2 separate regions of the Homo sapiens genome follow, and region 1 is linked to region 2. A link is a loop called in an ENCODE intact Hi-C map of the cell type or tissue named here. Cell type or tissue: HCT116. All regions are shown on one strand. Each heading gives the region's core, and the rest is flanking DNA. Links, peaks and the distances in the headings are about the cores only.

Region 1 (11,184 bases), core at 3,056-8,055, 63 kb before region 2:
AGCACTTTGGGAGGCCGAAGCAGGCAGATCACCTGAGGTCGGGAGTTTGAGATCAGCCTGACCAACATGGAGAAACCCCATCTCTACTAAAAATACAAAAAATTAGCCAGACATGGTGGCGCATGCCTGTAATTCCAGCTACTCAGGAGGCTGAGGCAGGAGAATCGCTTGAACCTAGGAGGCGGAGGTTGCAGTGAGCTGAGATTGTGCCATTGCACTCCAGCCTGGGCAACAAAAGCAAAACTCCATCTCAAAAAAAACCCAGAATAAAACAAAAACAACATAATTACAGAGTAACAGTCAGAACAAGTACAAATAAATCAGCAAAAGCCAGTACTTGTGAACTGATGGGAAAAGAGAGTTGGGTGGAGTTAGTCAATGAGGACTTTCTGGAAAAGGTGAGTGTTGAAGGAAGGGAGGGGCCCCGGTTTGCCGAAAAAGATGAGGAGGTCATTCCAGCAATAATGCCTGAGCAATGGTAGAGAAGAGAAGAATGAGCAAGCTGTAAGGGCCAAGCATTAAACCGGTTAGCTTGTTAAGACTGGAGAATATATGTTAAAGGATAAGAAAAAACAAGTCTGGGAAAATGATAAGGACAGTTCATGGAGAGCCTTAAATGGTTATGAATGAAATTTGCTTTAACAGACATAATGAAAATAACATTTTGAGAAGCTGAGAAACAGACGAACTATAATAAAATACAACTGGAGAGTTAGGGCCAGGCGCGGTGGCTCACGCCTGTAATCCCAGCACTCTGGGAGGCCGAGGCGGGCGGATCACGATGTCAGGAGATCGAGACCATCCTGGCTAACACGGTGAAACCCTGTCTCTACTAAAAATACGAAAAATTAGCTGGGCTTGGTGGCGGGTGCCTGTAGTCCCAGCTACTCGCGAGGCTGAGGAAGGAGAATGGCTTGAACCTGGGAGGCGGAGCTTGCAGTGAGCTGAGATCGCGCCACTGCATTCCAGCCTGGGCGGCAGAGCGAGACTCTGTCTCAAAAACAAAACAAAACAAAACAAAACTGGAGAGTTAGAACAACAGGGAATCTGCTGCAAGATTCTCAGGAGAGAAAAAAAAATGCCTAGGTCCTAACTGTGGCTCTGCCAATTATTAGTGTATGACCTTAGGCAAGTCCTTGAATTTCTGTGTGCCTGTTTCCTCAAATGTGAAATGGGGTAATGGTGTCCGCCTCACAGAGTTGTTGAGAATAATTAAATGAATTAATATATGAAAAGTGTTGGCCAGGCATAGTGGCTCACACTTGTAATCCCAGCACTTTGGGAGGCCGAGGTGGGCGGATCACTTGAGGACAGGAGTTCGAGACCAGCCTGGCCAACATGGTGAAATCCCATCTCTACTAAAAATACAAAAAAATTAACGGGTGTGGTGGTGGGCACCTGTAATCCCAGCTACTTGGGTGGCTGAGGCAGGAGAATTGCTTGAACCCAGGAGGTGGAGGTTGCAGTGAGCCGAGCTCACACCATTGCACTCCAGCCTGGGCAACAAGAGTGAAACTCCATCTCAAAAAAAACCCAAAACAAAAGAAAAAAAACAAAATGTTTAGTAAGCACTTGATAAACATTCAATTACAGTTAATTAAATTATTATTATATGGGCTGGGCGTGGTGGTTCATGCCTGTAATCCCAGCCCTTAGGGAGGCCTAGGCAGGTGGATCACCTGAGGTCAGGAGTTTGAGACCAGCCTGGCCAACATGGTGAAACCCAGTCTCTACTAAAAATACAAAAATTAAAAAAAGAAAAAGAAATAAAAAGAAAAAAAAGAAAAAATAAACAAGAAAAACAAAACAAACAAACAAATAAAACTAAAAATACAAAAATTAGCCGGGCATGGTGGCGGGCACCTATAATCCCAGCTACTTAGGAGGCTGGGGCAGGAGAGTCGCTTGAACCCGGGGGGCAGAGGTTGCAGGAGCCAATATCATGCCATTGCAATCCAGCCTGGGCAACAAGATCGAAACTCCATCTCAAAAAAAAAAAAAGTGTTTAGTAAGCACTCGAAAAACATTCAATTACAGTTAATTAAATTATTATTATATGGGCTGGGCACAGTGGTTCATGTCTGTAATCTCAGCCCTTTGGGAGGCCTAGGTGGGCAGATCACCTGAGGTAAGGAGTTTGAGACCAGCCTGGCTAACATGGTGAAACTCCATCTGTACTAAAAATACAAAAATTAGTCGGGCATGGTGGTGGGCGCCTGTAATCCCAGCTACTGAGGAGGCTGGGGCAGGAGAATTGCTTGAACCCATGAGGTGGAGGTTGCAGTGAGCTTAGATCACGCCACTGCACTCCAGCCTGGGTGACAGAGGAGACTCCAGCTCAAAAAAAAAATTATTATATGTTATTTAAATTATTATTTCTCTGACCAGTAAGTGGTCATAGAACTACATATATATAAGAAAAGGCCCCATCTCACACCTTAGTTTGAAAGGATTGCAGCTTTTCAATCTGCCTTTCTGAAAAGTATGTAGGATTCAGAGGCTAAGAGGCCAGGCCCAGAGTCCAAAACTGTGCTGCCCAGTACAAGAGCCACTAACCACACGTGACTACTGATCACGTGAAATGTGGATAGTCAGAATTTAGATGTGCTATAAATGTAAAATACATGCTGGATTTCAAAGTTGGTGTGAACAAAATAAGTAAAATATCTCATTAATTTTTTTTTTTTTGAGACGGAGTTTCACTCTTTTTGCCCAGGCTGAAGTGCAGTGCTGTGATCTCAGCTCACTGCAACCTCCGCCTTCTGGGTTCAAGTGATTCTTCTGCCTCAGCCTCCAGAGTAGCTGGCTAGGATTACAGGCATGCGCCACCATGCCTGGCTAATTTTTGTATTTTTAGTAGAGACGGGATTTCACCATGTTGGTCAGGCTGGTCTTGAACTCCTGACCTCAGGTTATTCACCTGCCTTGGCCTCCCAAAGTGCTGGGATTACAGGCGTGAGCCACCGTGCCCGGCCTCATTAATATTTTTTATATTGATTACATGTTGAAATGATAATATTTTGGATATGTTGGGTTAAATAAGATGTGTTTTCATTTGTTTCCTTTTTACTTTTTTGTGATGTGGCTACTATAAGATTTAATACTACCTAGTGGTTCATAGTATGTTTCTGCTGGACAGTACTGGTCCATTACAACATACTACATTCAGTTTTGGAAATTACTGGGTTCTATCTGAGAAATTTCTATAAAGAAATATGAAGATTATGGATAAATCTCCTTGCCTTTGACACTTTAAATAACATTTTTAAAATTGTTATTTCATTTTTATTTTTTTAGAGACAGGGCCTCACTCTGTCATCTGGAGTGCAGTGGCACCATTACAGCTCACTGCAGCCTCCATCCACCTCCTGGGCTCAAGTGATCCTCCCGTCTCAGCCTCCCGAGTAGCTGGGATCATAGGCACACGTCACCACACCTGGGCCCACTTTTTTTTTTTTTTTTTTGAGACAGAGTCTCGTTGTCGCCCAGGCTGGAGTGTAGTGGCGTGATCTTGGCTCGCTGCAACCTCCGCCTCCCGGGTTCAAGCGATTCTCCTGTCTCAGCCTCCCTAGTAGCTGGGACTACAGGCACATGACACTATGCCAGGCTAATTTTTGTATTTTTAGTAGAGATAGGGTTTCACCATATTGGCCAGGCTGGTCTCGAACTCCTGACCTCGTGATCCACCTGCCTCAGCCTCCCAAAGTGCTGGGATTACAGGTGTGAGCCACCGTACCTGGCCCTGGCCCCCCTTTTTAAAGATAATTTCAGTTACATTATATATATATATATATATATATATATATGCATTTGTATATATACCTCCTCAATTTGCAAGGTATCTACAGAACTGAGAGAGCCACAGATAGTTCACCATTAAAGAGGCCATGATTGCTGAAGGATCTTTTAGTTTAAAAAGAAACAAAGATGAAAATGGGGAAAAGGTGAAACATCCCATTTTATTTATTTATTTATTTATTTATTTATTTATTTTGAGACAGAGTCTCACTCTGTCGCCCAGGCTGGAGTGCAGTGGCGCAATCTCGGCTCACTGCAACCTCCACCTCCAGGGTTCAAGCGATTCTCCTACCTCAGCCTCCCGAATAGCTGGGACAACAGGCGCCCGCCACCAAGCCCGGCTATTTTTTTTTTTTTTGTATTTTTAGTAGAGACGGGGTTTCACCATATTGGCCAGGCTGGTCTTGAACTCCTAACCTTGTGATCCGCCCGCCTCGGCCTCCCAAATTGCTGGGATTACAGGCGTGAGCCACCGCGACCGCCCGAAACATCCCATTTTAAACATTAAATCATGGAAACAAAAATACAGTTTTTGAAATCACTCCCTCAAAAGTCCAAATCTCATTGGTTGAAGTAACCTAGATTATTAAAGGTTTTTTTTTTTTTTTTTTTTTTTGAGACGGAGTCTTGCTCTGTCGCCCAGGCTGGAGTGCAGTGGTGTGATCTCGGCTCACTGCAAGCTCCGCCTCCCGGGTTCACGCCATTCTCCTGCCTCAGCCTCCTGAGTAGCTGGGACTACAGGCGCCCGCCACCACGCCCGGCTAATTTTTTGTACTTTTAGTAGAGACGGGGTTTCACCATGTTAGCCAGGATGGTCTCGATCTCCTTGACCTCGTGATCCGCCCGCCTCGGCCTCCCGAAGTGCTGGGATTACAGGCGTGAGACACTGCGCCCGGCTATTAAAGGTTTTATAACAAAACTTTCAAATCATCCTTTGAATTTGCTACTTAACAGGAACTAAGGCCAGAGAGCCTCAAGTCAGGGCTTTTCGCTGACCTGGAGGCAGAATCCAGTTTGGGGTTTTGCTTGTAACTGGTATTTTATGCATGCGACCCTGGCTGAACTGACCAACTGCGTAGGCTTCAATTTCCCGAGGGCCCCTTATGCCTTTCCTTCCTCTGATCAAGCCCTTCCCGGCTCCTTCCAGTTGGAAGGCCGCCCCCAGTCCTGAGCGGCGCCGACAGGTGCAGCGCCCGCCTCCAGCCCTGCGCTCGCGCGAGCAACCCGACGCCCTCCCGCCCCGCCGGCCGCGCCCTCGTCCTCGCCGCTCCGCCCTCTGCCCAGGCGTGCGCGCGCACTCCACGGGGGCGCGCCCGGCCGGCGGGGCCGCGCACGCAGCCGCCGCCACCACTTCCCCCTCTCCCTCCCTCCTTGCGGGCCCTCCTCCCCTTCCCTCCCCTCCGCCCCCTTCCCCGTAGGCAGCCCGCCCGCCAGTCCGCCCGCACCGCCTCCTTCCCAGCCCCTAGCGCTCCGGCTGGGTCTCTCCCCCGCCCCCCAGGCTCCCCCGGTCGCTCTCCTCCGGCGGTCGCCCGCGCTCGGTGGATGTGGCTGGCAGCTGCCGCCCCCTCCCTCGCTCGCCGCCTGCTCTTCCTCGGCCCTCCGCCTCCTCCCCTCCTCCTTCTCGTCTTCAGCCGCTCCTCTCGCCGCCGCCTCCACAGCCTGGGCCTCGCCGCGATGCCGGAGAAGAGGCCCTTCGAGCGGCTGCCTGCCGATGTCTCCCCCATCAACTACAGCCTTTGCCTCAAGCCCGACTTGCTGGACTTCACCTTCGAGGGCAAGCTGGAGGCCGCCGCCCAGGTACAGCGACCCTCGGGCCCCGGGGCAAGCTGCGGGGCGAGCAGTTAGGCCGCGCCCGCGGGCTGGACTCAGGGCCCGGCCGGGAGGGCGGGCGGGCCTCGGGTCGGGGCTGGGCGGCCGCAGGGCGCCGGGTTCGGCGTGCTCTGCCTTGCTCTGTTGGGGCTGGGGCTGGGGCTGGGGCTGGGGCCGGGGCAGGGACCGTGGCCGGAGCTGAGGCTGGGGCTCGGGCTGGGGCCGCGCTGCGGGAGCTCTGGGGAGCCGGCGGCCCGGCCATTGCGCCCCTCCCCGGCGAGCACACCTGTGTGGGGCTTTCCCCCCCGCCCCGGACCCTTCTGGGCTTGATAGTGTTCCGGGGGAGGCTGGAGGGTGTTGGGGGAGGACGGAGAGGTCATGGGAGTCCCCGCTCTGCCTCAACCACCTGACTCAGTTCTTTCTTTGGTTTCTCTCTACACCTCTCGGGTGATAGATTGGAGGGGGTGGTCATTTGGGACTCTGGCCGCCGCGTTGGAGCGACGAGGGGAGCTTCTAGAAGGGGGGGGAGAGGGTGAGAACGAGAATGTTAATCCCAGGCAGCCTCGCTGACTTCTCCCCGCCTGCTCCAGCCCAGGGGCTGGGTTTCCAAGATGATCCGCCCCCTCCCCCTTTCCCTCAAGTGACAGTGCAGCAGTGACTTTGTTCTCTCTTAACCTCCAGAGAAGCTGCGGGAGGACCCCATCTCCGCTTTTCCACCTATCTTCCTAGCTTTGCGGCCTTCGAAGCTGGTGGATTTATTGCTACCGTGATGGTTGCTTAGCAGTACCTTCCTCTCCCAAGAAGCTGGCTGGGCGCGGTGGCTCATGCCTGTAATCCCAGCACTTTGGGAGGCTGAGGCGGGCGCACTTGAGGTCAGGAGTTCGGGACCAGCCTGACCAACATGGTGAAACCCCCGTCTCTACTAAAAATACAAAAATTAGCGGGGCGTGGTGGCGGGCCCCTGTAATCTCAGCTACTCGGGGGCTAAGGCAGGAGAATCACTTGAACCCGGGGGGCAGAGGTTGCAGAGTCGAGATCGCGCCACTGCATTCCTGCATTCCAGCCTGGGCGACAGAGTGAGACTCCGTCTCAAAAAAAAAAAAAAAAAAAAAAAGGAAAGAAAGAAGCTATTAGTTATAACATACCACCGGTGAAAATATTCCATTACTCTTCACTGCAGTTTTTGGTGAATCATACTCCACTCCCTCCTCCCGCAGCATTATCTGAAGTATTGTTTGATTTTGGAGACCATCAGTATAGATGCCCGACAAACATCCTGCACAATAGGCATTTATGATACTATGTAATAGGAAGCCTGTAATAAAAATGGGAACTGTTTGATAGTTATCTGTAAATAGAATGTTAGTAAATATATTTTGTTTCATTTCTCTTCCTACTGCAGTCTGGGGTCGGGGGAAATCAGTAGGCTCCCACCTTAAAGAACATGGTGTATATAGTAATGAAATGAAGTGAAGACTGGTGCTCGAATGAATTGAATGTTGGTAGTTGTCTTTGAAAAACCAAGAGGGTACGGTACTCAGATTAAAAATATGTCTAAAAGTACAGAATTTAAAAGTATAGTTATCTATACTTATCTGTGATAGATAACTATAGCTGTCACATTTGGAGCACTGGTGTGAAAGCAAGAGGGCTCTAGGATTTGGCAGCATCAAAAGGCAGAACTTAGTGAAAATCAGGTGATTTAAAATTTTTCCATTAAGAATATGAATCAGAACGAATGCATCTTGGGTCTAAATTAGAATTTGAGAAGGTTATTTGGGAAACTGTGGCTTAAGCCAAGTGACTAGAGTGTTTGATATATATTGGCAAGGGGCAGATGGGAGGGATTGTAAACAGTAGTGTGTCTTGTGACTTGGCAAACCTTTGGGAAAGAGAACCTAGTGATGAATGAGTTCGCATTATGTGAAAAGACTAACATTAAAAAAAACATTTGTTTCTTTACCCTATTAGTTGCCAAAATGGATTCATAATTTTTGGAGGCAAACATATTTTGGGAAAAGTCTAGAAAAAAGTACAGATTTTTAAATGATTACTTATTAAAGAAGTGAGTTTGATTTAAGTATCGGGATAGAACAACAAGCAGTGACATGTTTCTCCTTACCTCTTTTCTACTTTTGTGGAAGACTGGTTTGTGCCATTGAGTGAGCATATGGTAATATACTAGATATTAGCAGGGACTTGTTAATTTGATGCAAGGAAATAAATAAAAAATAAATAAATTTTTTAAGTAGCATGAACTTTTCAAAACACTTTTTTTCCAGAAATTCTTTTCAGGCTAGATGGCAACACAAAGATGACACAATAGTGAATTCCAACAGGTTTTATTAAAGGATGATTGGACTTTTAAATTGTACTAATTGACATGTTTGGAAGGGTAAAAGAGGAATTAACATTGGTAAGAAGTAAAAAGCATATATTAATGTTTTTGAAATCCATGAATTAGAGCAATACGTTTAAATTGTGGCATTAGGTGGTATCTTGTGGGCATTTTAAAATATTGACAAAATTCTTTTTTTTTTTTGAGATGGAGTCTCGCTCTGTCGCCCAGGCTGGAGTGCAGTGGCACGATCTCGCCTCACTGCAAGCTCTGCCTTCCGGGTTCACGCCATTCTCCTGCTTCAGCCTCCCAAGTAGCTGGGACTACAGGTGCCCGCCACTGCACCCAGCTAATTTTTTGTATTTTTAGTAGAGACAGGGTTTTACTGTGGTCTCGACCTCCTGACCTCGTGATCTGCCCGCCTTGGCCTCCTAAAGAGCTGGGATTACAGGCGTGAGCCACTGTGCCCGGCGACAAAATTCTTATCTGTAGAAACCTATATTTATGACTGATATTGGATCAGTTTCCTAACAGTTGGAATCACATAACACAAAACATGCAAGTTGCTTAGTTGCTTTAGTTACAAAATTTTACGATAAGCCCAGAGTATTTGTGTAGGTTACATATTAGAAACTTAGTGGATTTATTTTATTTTTTATTTTTATTTTTTTGAGATGGAGTTTCGCTCTTTCTCCCAGGCTGGAGTGAAGTGGTGTGATCTCGACTCACTGCAGCCTCCACCCTGTGCCCCTGCCGGGTTCAAGCGAGTCTCCTTGCCTCAGCCTCCTGGGTAGCTGGGACTACAGGTGTGTGCCATCACGCCCAACTAATTTTTGTATTTTTAGTAGAGATGGGGTTTTGCCATGTTGGCCAGGCTGGTCTCGAACTCCTGACCTCAGGTGATCCCCTTCCCTTGGCCTCCCAAAGGGCTGGGATTATAGGCATGAGCCACCATGCCCGGCCAACTTAGTGGATTTTTAACCTGGCCTGGGGTGTGGACTGCTGCAGAAGGTGAAGAAATTAGTCCATGTTCAGTGATTTAAAAATCAATTGTCTTGGCCGGGCACGGTGGCTCACACCTGTAATCCCAGCACTCTGGGAGGCCGAGGCGGGCGGATCACGAGGTCAGGAGATCGAGACCATCCTGGCTAACACGGTGAAACCCCATCTCTACTAAAATACAAAAAATTAGCTGGGCGTGGTGGCGGGAGCCTGTAGTCCCAGCTGCTCAGGAGCCTGAGGCAGGAGAATGGCGTGAATCTGGGAGGCGGAGCTTGCAGTGAGCTGAGATTGCGCCACTGCACTCCAGCCTGGGCAACAGAGCAAGACTCTGTCTCAAAAAAAAAAAAAAAAAAAAAAAAAAAGGCTGGGCGCGGTGGCTCACGCCTGTAATCCCAGCACTTTGGGAGGCAGAGGCGGGCAGATCATGAGGTCAGGAGATCGAGACCATCCTGGCTAACCCAGTGAAACCCCGCCTCTACTAAAAATACAAAAAATTAGCCGGGCGTGGTGGCGGGTGCCTGTAGTCCCAGCTACTCGGGAGGCTGAGGCAGGAGAATGGTGTGAACCCGGGAGGCGGAGCTTGCAGTGAGCCGAGATCGCGCCACGCACTCCAGCCTGGGTGACAGAGCGAGGCTCCGTCTCAAAAAAAAAAAAAAAAAAAAATTAGTTGTCTTTCACATTAGTGTGGTCTAGCTGGTTTTGAAAATTTGTTATTATACAGAAGTTTCTCTAGGCCCAAAATTTATTTCATTCCCTGTCCCCTCCCTTTACACTGGATACTTGAGAGCAGTGGACTTTTGTAGATATTTCATATTTTGATCCTCTCCGTTTGTGGATAATTAATTAAAATGAATTATAAGTTTATGTGTGTGACTACTATTTATGATTATGAGTGTGTAGTGGTTGGTACAATAATTGGGTATTCTTTTTTTTTTTTTTTTTTTTTTGAGATGGAGTCTTGCTCTGCCACCCAGGCTGGAGTGCAGTGGCGGGATCTTGGCTCACTGCAGCCTCTGCCTCCCGGGTTCAAGCAATTCTCCTGCCTCAGCCTCCTGAGTAGCTGGGACTACAGGCACGCGCCGCCATGCCTGGCTGATTTTTTTGTATTTTTAGTGGAGATGGGGTTTCACCATATTGGCCAGGATGGTCTTGATCTCCTGACCTCATTCCATCTTCCTCGGCCTCCCAAAGTGTTGGGATTACAGGCGTGAGCCACCGTGCCCAGCTGGGCTTTCTCTTATGGAAATATTTTACCTGTGCCAGAGAAACTAAGTTTATCATTCAAGGCCAGAAATCAGGATATCCTAGCCAACCCCTGGCCTCTACTAACAAAATATACATGTTGGAGATAACTAAATTGGCACTAAGTGAATAGTTGCCAATATAGTAGTTTGTTTGGCAGATTAAAAATTTGGCACCTGAATGGTTATTGTCAATTCTGTGTTACAAATTTTTTGCCCAAATTCTGCATATTTTCTCTCTTTTTTTTTTTTTTTTTTTTTGAGATGGAGTTTCGCTCTTGTTGCACAGGCTGAAGTGCAGTGGCATGATCTCGGCTCACCGCAGCCTCTGCCCCCCCAGGTTCAAGCAATTCTCCTGCCTTAGCCTCCCAAATAGCTGGGATTACAGGCATGCGTCACCACGCCCAGCTAATTTTTTCTGTTTTTAGTAGAGACGGGGTTTCTCCATGTTGGTCAGGCTGGTCTCGAACTCCCGACCTCTGGTGATCCACCCACCTCAGCCTCCCAAAGTGCTGGGATTATGGGCGTGAGCCACCGAGCCACCGTGCCTGGCTTCTTTTTTTTTTTTTTTTTTTTTTTTGAGACGGAGTTTTGCTCTTGTTGCCCAGGCTGGAGTGCAATGGCGCGATCTCGGCTCACCGCAACCTCTGCCTCCCAGGCTCAAGTGTTTCTCTTGCCCCAGCCTCCAGAGTAGCTGGGATTACAGGCGCGCACCACCAAGCCCAGCTAATTTTTTGTATTTTTAGTAGAGAGATGGTTTCATCATGTTGGCTAGGCTGGTCTCAAACTCCTGACCTCAGGTGATCCACCCGCCTTGGCCTCTCAAAATGCTGGGATCACAGGCATGAGCCACCGTGCCTGGCCATTTTCTGCATATTTTCTATGTAATCATTTTGGCCAACACTGTGGCTCACTCCTGTAATCTTAGCACTTTGGGAGGTGGAGGTGGGAGAATTGCTTGAGCACAGGAGTTTGATACCAGTGTGGGCAACATAG
Region 2 (5,384 bases), core at 385-5,384:
AACCCAGGCTCTAAGGGATGACAGGAATCATGTTCTATTCAACTTTATTATTATTAGTTACTACATTTTTTTGAGGACCATCGTTATACATTATGAGTGAGTTAAAGGCAGAAAAATGTAAGTTAGAAGGGTTTTCCTAGAAAGCGTTTTATGTAATTCAGTATTACAGGCTATCTGCTTCCTGTCATAACCCTGAATCACACTGTCTGCCAGGTCAGTGTGGGCCATCCATCTGAGGTTGATGAGATATTTGATGCTATATCATATAGCAAAGGTGCATCTGTCATCCGAATGCTGCATGACTACATTGGGGATAAGGTAAAAAAAAACTTTAAATATTTCATTCTTTTATGGTGAAATCATAAGAGTTTTGCATGAAAAAAAGTCTCACTTTATTTGGATTAAGTTCCCAAATAGTTTCTGGCTTGTCATTTTTTTTTAATGACCAAAAAGAATGAGAATTCAATTATTTGAAGTTGACTACTCTGGTCTCTTAGATGAGTGATGTGCAGGTGTGTTTGGGAGTGGAAATGGGAGGCTGTTACAAAACTTAAGAGCAAGAATAGAAGGCATAGAGTACGCATTATTAAATAAAAGGCAGTAGGCATCAGAAGGATATATGTGTTTCAGTGTATCTGATACTTGAGTATTTGAGTAAATTTGTTTTTGATTACTGATATACAAATATACTATAAATTCTGAGATCTGACTTCCCTGGATTTTAAAAATTGTGTTTTCTCAGGACTTTAAGAAAGGAATGAACATGTATTTAACCAAGTTCCAACAAAAGAATGCTGCCACAGGTAATCTCTAATAGCTTGAGATAGAAATGGAGAGAAAGTATTGTCACTCTATCCAGGCTGGGACATTTTATTTTTGTTCTGAATACTTAAGGTCAGGATCCATGTAATAAATAAATTAGCCTTATTTGAAGCTGTGTTCAGGTTGAATATCTCTAATCTCAAAATCTGAAATTTGAAATGCTCCAGAATCTGAAACTTTTTCTTTCCTTTCTTTCTTTTTTTTAATTAAAGTTCTAGGGTGCATGTGCACAATGTGCAGGTTTGTTACGTCAGTATACATGTGCGGGCCATGTTGGTTTGCTGCACCCATTAACTCGTCATTTACATTAGGTATTTCTCCTAATGCTATCCCTCCCCCAGCCCCCTACCCCATGACAGGCCCTGGTGTGTGATGTTCCCCGCCCTGTGTTCAAGTGTTCTCATTGTTCAATTCCCACCCAAAATCTGAAACTTTTTGAGTGCCAACATGATGCTCAAAGGAAATGCTCATTGGAACATTTTAGATTTTGGATATTCCAATTATAGATGCTCAGCTAGTAAGTATAATGCAAATATTCCAAAATCCAAAAGAAATATGAAATTCAAAACATTTCTGGTCCCAAGCATTTTGGATAAGGGATACTCAACCTGCAGTAAGTCATAGGGTCAACATGAATCAGGACTCGTTATCCCTTTGGTCATCCTCCAGCATTCTGCTTTCCATAACTGAGTATTTTGCCAACTTAAAGAGTCTGGGCCGGGTGTGGTGGCTCACGCCTGTAATCCTAGCACTTTGGGAGGCCAGGATGTGCGGACTGATTGAGCCCAGTTCAAGACCAGCTTGCAACATAGCGAGACCCCACCTCTACAAAAAATACAAAAATATTAGCCGGGTGTGGTGGTATGTGCCTGTAGTCCCAGCTACTCAGGAGGCTGAAGTGGGAAGGGTCACTTGAGCCCAGGAGTTTGAGGTTACAGTGAGCAATCATGGCACCACTGCACTCCAGCCTGGGCAACAGAACAAGATCCTGTCTGAAAAAAATAAAAAATAAAGGGAATACAGTCATGTGTTGCTTAACAACAGGGATATGTTCTGAGAAATATGTTGTCAGGCAATTTCATCAATATGTGAACATCATAGAATGTACTTACAGAAACCTACACAGTATGTCCTAGGCTATGTACACCTAGCCTACATGGTATATACCCTGTTGCTGCTAGGCTACAAAATACCTGTACAGCATGTTACTGTACTGAATACCATAGGCAATTATAACACAATGGTATTTGTATACCTGAACATTTCTAAATATAGAAAAGGTACAGTAAAAATATGATATTAAAGATGCTCCACCAGCTGGCTGATATGCCTATAATCCCAGCACTTTGGGAGGCTGGGGCAGGTGGACTGCTTGAGTCCAGGAGTTTGAGACCAGCCTGGGCACCATGCCAAAACCTCGCTTCTATAAAAAGTACAAAAATTAGCTGGGTGTGGTGGCATGTGCCTGTAGTCCCAGCTACTTGGGAGGCTGAGGTAGGAGGATCACTTGAGCCTGGGAGGTCAAAGCTGCAGTGAGCTGTGATTGGGCCACTGCACTCCAGCCTGGGCAACAGCGAAACGCGGTCTCAAAAGAAAATAAGGTGCTACACCTGAATGCAGCTTATAGGACAACTTATAGAGGTTGTTCTAGTTGAGTGAGTGGTGAGTGAATATGAAGGCCTAAGACATTACTATACACTACTATAGATATTATAAATACTTTACACTTAGGCTACACTGAATTTATAAAAATAATTTTTCTTTCTTGAATAATAAATTAACCTTAGCTTACTGTAACATTTTAAATTTACTTTTTAATTTTTTTAACTTTTTGATTCTTTTCAATTCTTTTTTTTTTTTTTTGAGACAGAGTTTCGCTCTTGTTGCCCAGGCTGGAGTGCAATGGTGCAGTCTTGGCTCACCACAACCTCCGCCTCCCGGGTTCAAGTGATTCTCCTGCCTCAGCCTCCTGAGTAGCTGGGATTACAGGCATGTGCCACCACGGCCGGCTAATTTTGTATTTTATTTTATGTTATGTTATGTTATGTTATGTTATGTTATGTTATGTTATGTTATGTTATTTTTTGAGACGGAGTCTCGCTCTGTCGCCCAGGCTGGAGTGCAGTGGCGCGATCTCGGCTCACTGCAAGCTCCACCTCCCGGGTTCAGGCCATTCTCCTGCCTCAGCCTCCCGAGTAGCTGGGACTACAGGCGCCCGCCACCACGCCCGGCTAATTTTTTGTATTTTTAGTAGAGACAGGGTTTCACTGTGTTAGCCAGGATGGTCTCGATCTCCTGACCTCATGATCCGCCCGCCTCTGCCTCCCAAAGTGCTGGGATTACAGGCGTGAGCCACCGCGCCTGGCCTATTTTATTTTTTTTAAAGACAGGGTCTTGCTCTGTCGCCCAGGCTGGAGTGCAGTGGTGCAGTCTTGGCTTCGTTGCAACCTCCGCCTCCTGGGTTCAAGTGATTCTCCTGTCTCAGCCTCCCAAGTAGCTGGGATTACAGGTGTGTGCCACCATGCCCAGCTAATTTTTGTATTTTTAGTAGAGACAGGGTTTCACCATGTTGGCCAGGCTGGTTTCGAACTCCTGACCTCAGGTGACGTGCCCACCTCGGCCTCCCAAAGTGCTGGGATTGCAGGTGTGAGCCACTGCACCCAGCCTAATTTTGTATTTTTAGTAGAGATGGGGTGTCTCCATGTTGGTCAGACTGGTCTTGAACTCCAGACCTCAGGTGATCCGCCCGCTTTGGCCTCCCAAAGTGCTGGGATTATAGGCATGAACCACTGCGTCCAGCCTGGATATTTTTAAAGTGAGGTTAATTGAATGGGTATAACGGTCTTAAGTTTGTCAGTGATTGTTTAGTAGTGATCTTGAACACATTTCAATTTCTTTGTTTCTCCTTAACTCATCTGTTTATCTTTTATTATAATTTGTAATTTTTCTTATAAATTAGAATGATTAAGTATATCTCAGAATAAAAGACCAGTTTTGGCCAGGTGTTATGACTCACACCTGTAATTCCAGCACCTTGGGAGGCTGAGGCAGGTGGATTGCTTGAGCCCGGGATTTTGAGACCAGCCTGGGCAACATGGTGAAATCCCATCTCTACAAAAAATTGCAAGAAATTATGGGCCAGGTGCGGTGGCTCATGCCTGTAATCCCAGCACTTTGGGAGGCCGAGGCAGTGGATCACCTGAGGTCAGGAGTTCAAGACCAACCTGGTCAACATGGCGAAACTCCATCTCTACTAAAAATACAAAAATTAGCTGGGTGTGGTGGCACATGCCTGTAATCCCAGCTACTCAGGCACCTGAAGCAGGAGAATTGCTTGAACCTGGGAGGCAGAAGTTGCAGTGATCTTAGATCATGGCACTGCACTCCAGCCTGGGCAACAGAGCAAGACTCCATCTCAAAAAAAAAAAAAAAAAAAAAAAAAGCCAGGTGTTGTGGTGTGCACCTGTAGTCCCAGCTACTCAGGAGGCTGAGGAGGGAAGATCACCTGAGTCTGGGAGGTCGAGGCTGCAGTGAGCTGTGATTATGCCACTGCACTCTAGCCTGGGTGATGAAGTAAGACCGTATCTCAAAAAATACCAGTTTTTATGATAGAATTTACTTAGTTGCAGAAGAGGGGTGGCAAGGGGAATGTTAATTTGGCTCACTGTTTCCTGAACCTGAAAGAACCAAAGAATTAGCAGTGTAGTGTCAAAAGTTAAATAAAATTTCTTTTTTGTTTAGGAAAATAAAAATATAAACATTTTAGATTATCATTGTTTATCTTCTAGAGGATCTCTGGGAAAGTTTAGAAAATGCTAGTGGTAAACCTATAGCAGCTGTGATGAATACCTGGACCAAACAAATGGGATTTCCCCTCATTTATGTGGAAGCTGAACAGGTAAACATATAAAGTCTTTCCATTTGTCTGATATTGTATTAAATGAAGTTCAGTACAGTGTATCAAGTTTGCTTTTCTGTACTTTAAGTTTTCTAGTGACATTTAAACCAGCCCTGTTACTCTTTTATCAGTAATTTTACAGCTTGCATCATTAAAATTATACATGCTTAAGAGAGAAAACAAAATGTTACTTGCTTGTCTAGTCTCCAGGGAAAATACTGTAAAATTTGATATAATTCTAAAACCACCAAATATGGTTTATTCTACAAATGCAAGGTTGGTTTAACATTTTTTAAAAAATTAGGCCGGGCGTGGTGGCTCACGCCTGTAATCCCAACACTCTGGGAGGCCGTGGCGGGTGGATCACTTGAGGTCGGGAGTTTGAGGCCAGCCCGGCCAATGTAGTAAAACCCTGTCTCTACTAAAAATACAGAAATTAGCTGAGCATGGTGGCACACACCTGTAATCCCAGCTACTCTGGAGACTTAGGCAGGAGAATTGCTTGAACTCGAGAGGTGGAAGTTGCAGCGAGCCGAGATTGTGCCACTGCACTCCAGCTTGGGCAACAGAGCGAGACTTCGTCTCAAAAAAAAAAAAAAATCAATGTATTGATTTATAATCACTACATAAACAGAATCAAATGCAAATAGCACATAATCACTGA

The links. A loop is a pair of places that touch in the nucleus more often than their neighbours do. Peaks named below come from ENCODE experiments on the same cell type or tissue, not always from the same donor. Only the 100,000 strongest peaks of a DNase experiment are listed, where the experiment ranks them.
Region 1: a loop joins it to region 2, with 2.8 times the contacts of the local background. A loop is called at or near these places in 3 of 110 quality-filtered maps.

Annotation. Positions count from the first base shown.
Region 1 is chr17:47,525,961-47,537,144 of GRCh38, forward strand. It overlaps NPEPPS (aminopeptidase puromycin sensitive), which reads left to right and starts at 5,148. Exons shown (of 23, transcript NM_006310.4): 1 at 5,148-5,595. The coding sequence starts at 5,341. RefSeq lists silencers at 5,658-5,807, 5,838-6,017, 10,698-10,899. In HCT116, for the core only: no CTCF peak of the experiment used is centred there; DNase peaks (open chromatin) are centred at 5,111 and 6,120; H3K4me3 peaks cover 2,247 bases; H3K27ac peaks cover 2,136 bases.
Region 2 is chr17:47,591,743-47,597,126 of GRCh38, forward strand. NPEPPS (aminopeptidase puromycin sensitive) reads left to right here. Exons shown (of 23, transcript NM_006310.4): 11 at 214-318; 12 at 743-803; 13 at 4,611-4,720. Among named protein-coding and RNA genes, the nearest start is that of KPNB1-DT, 55 kb to the right of the region's middle. In HCT116, for the core only: no CTCF peak of the experiment used is centred there; no DNase peak of the experiment used is centred there.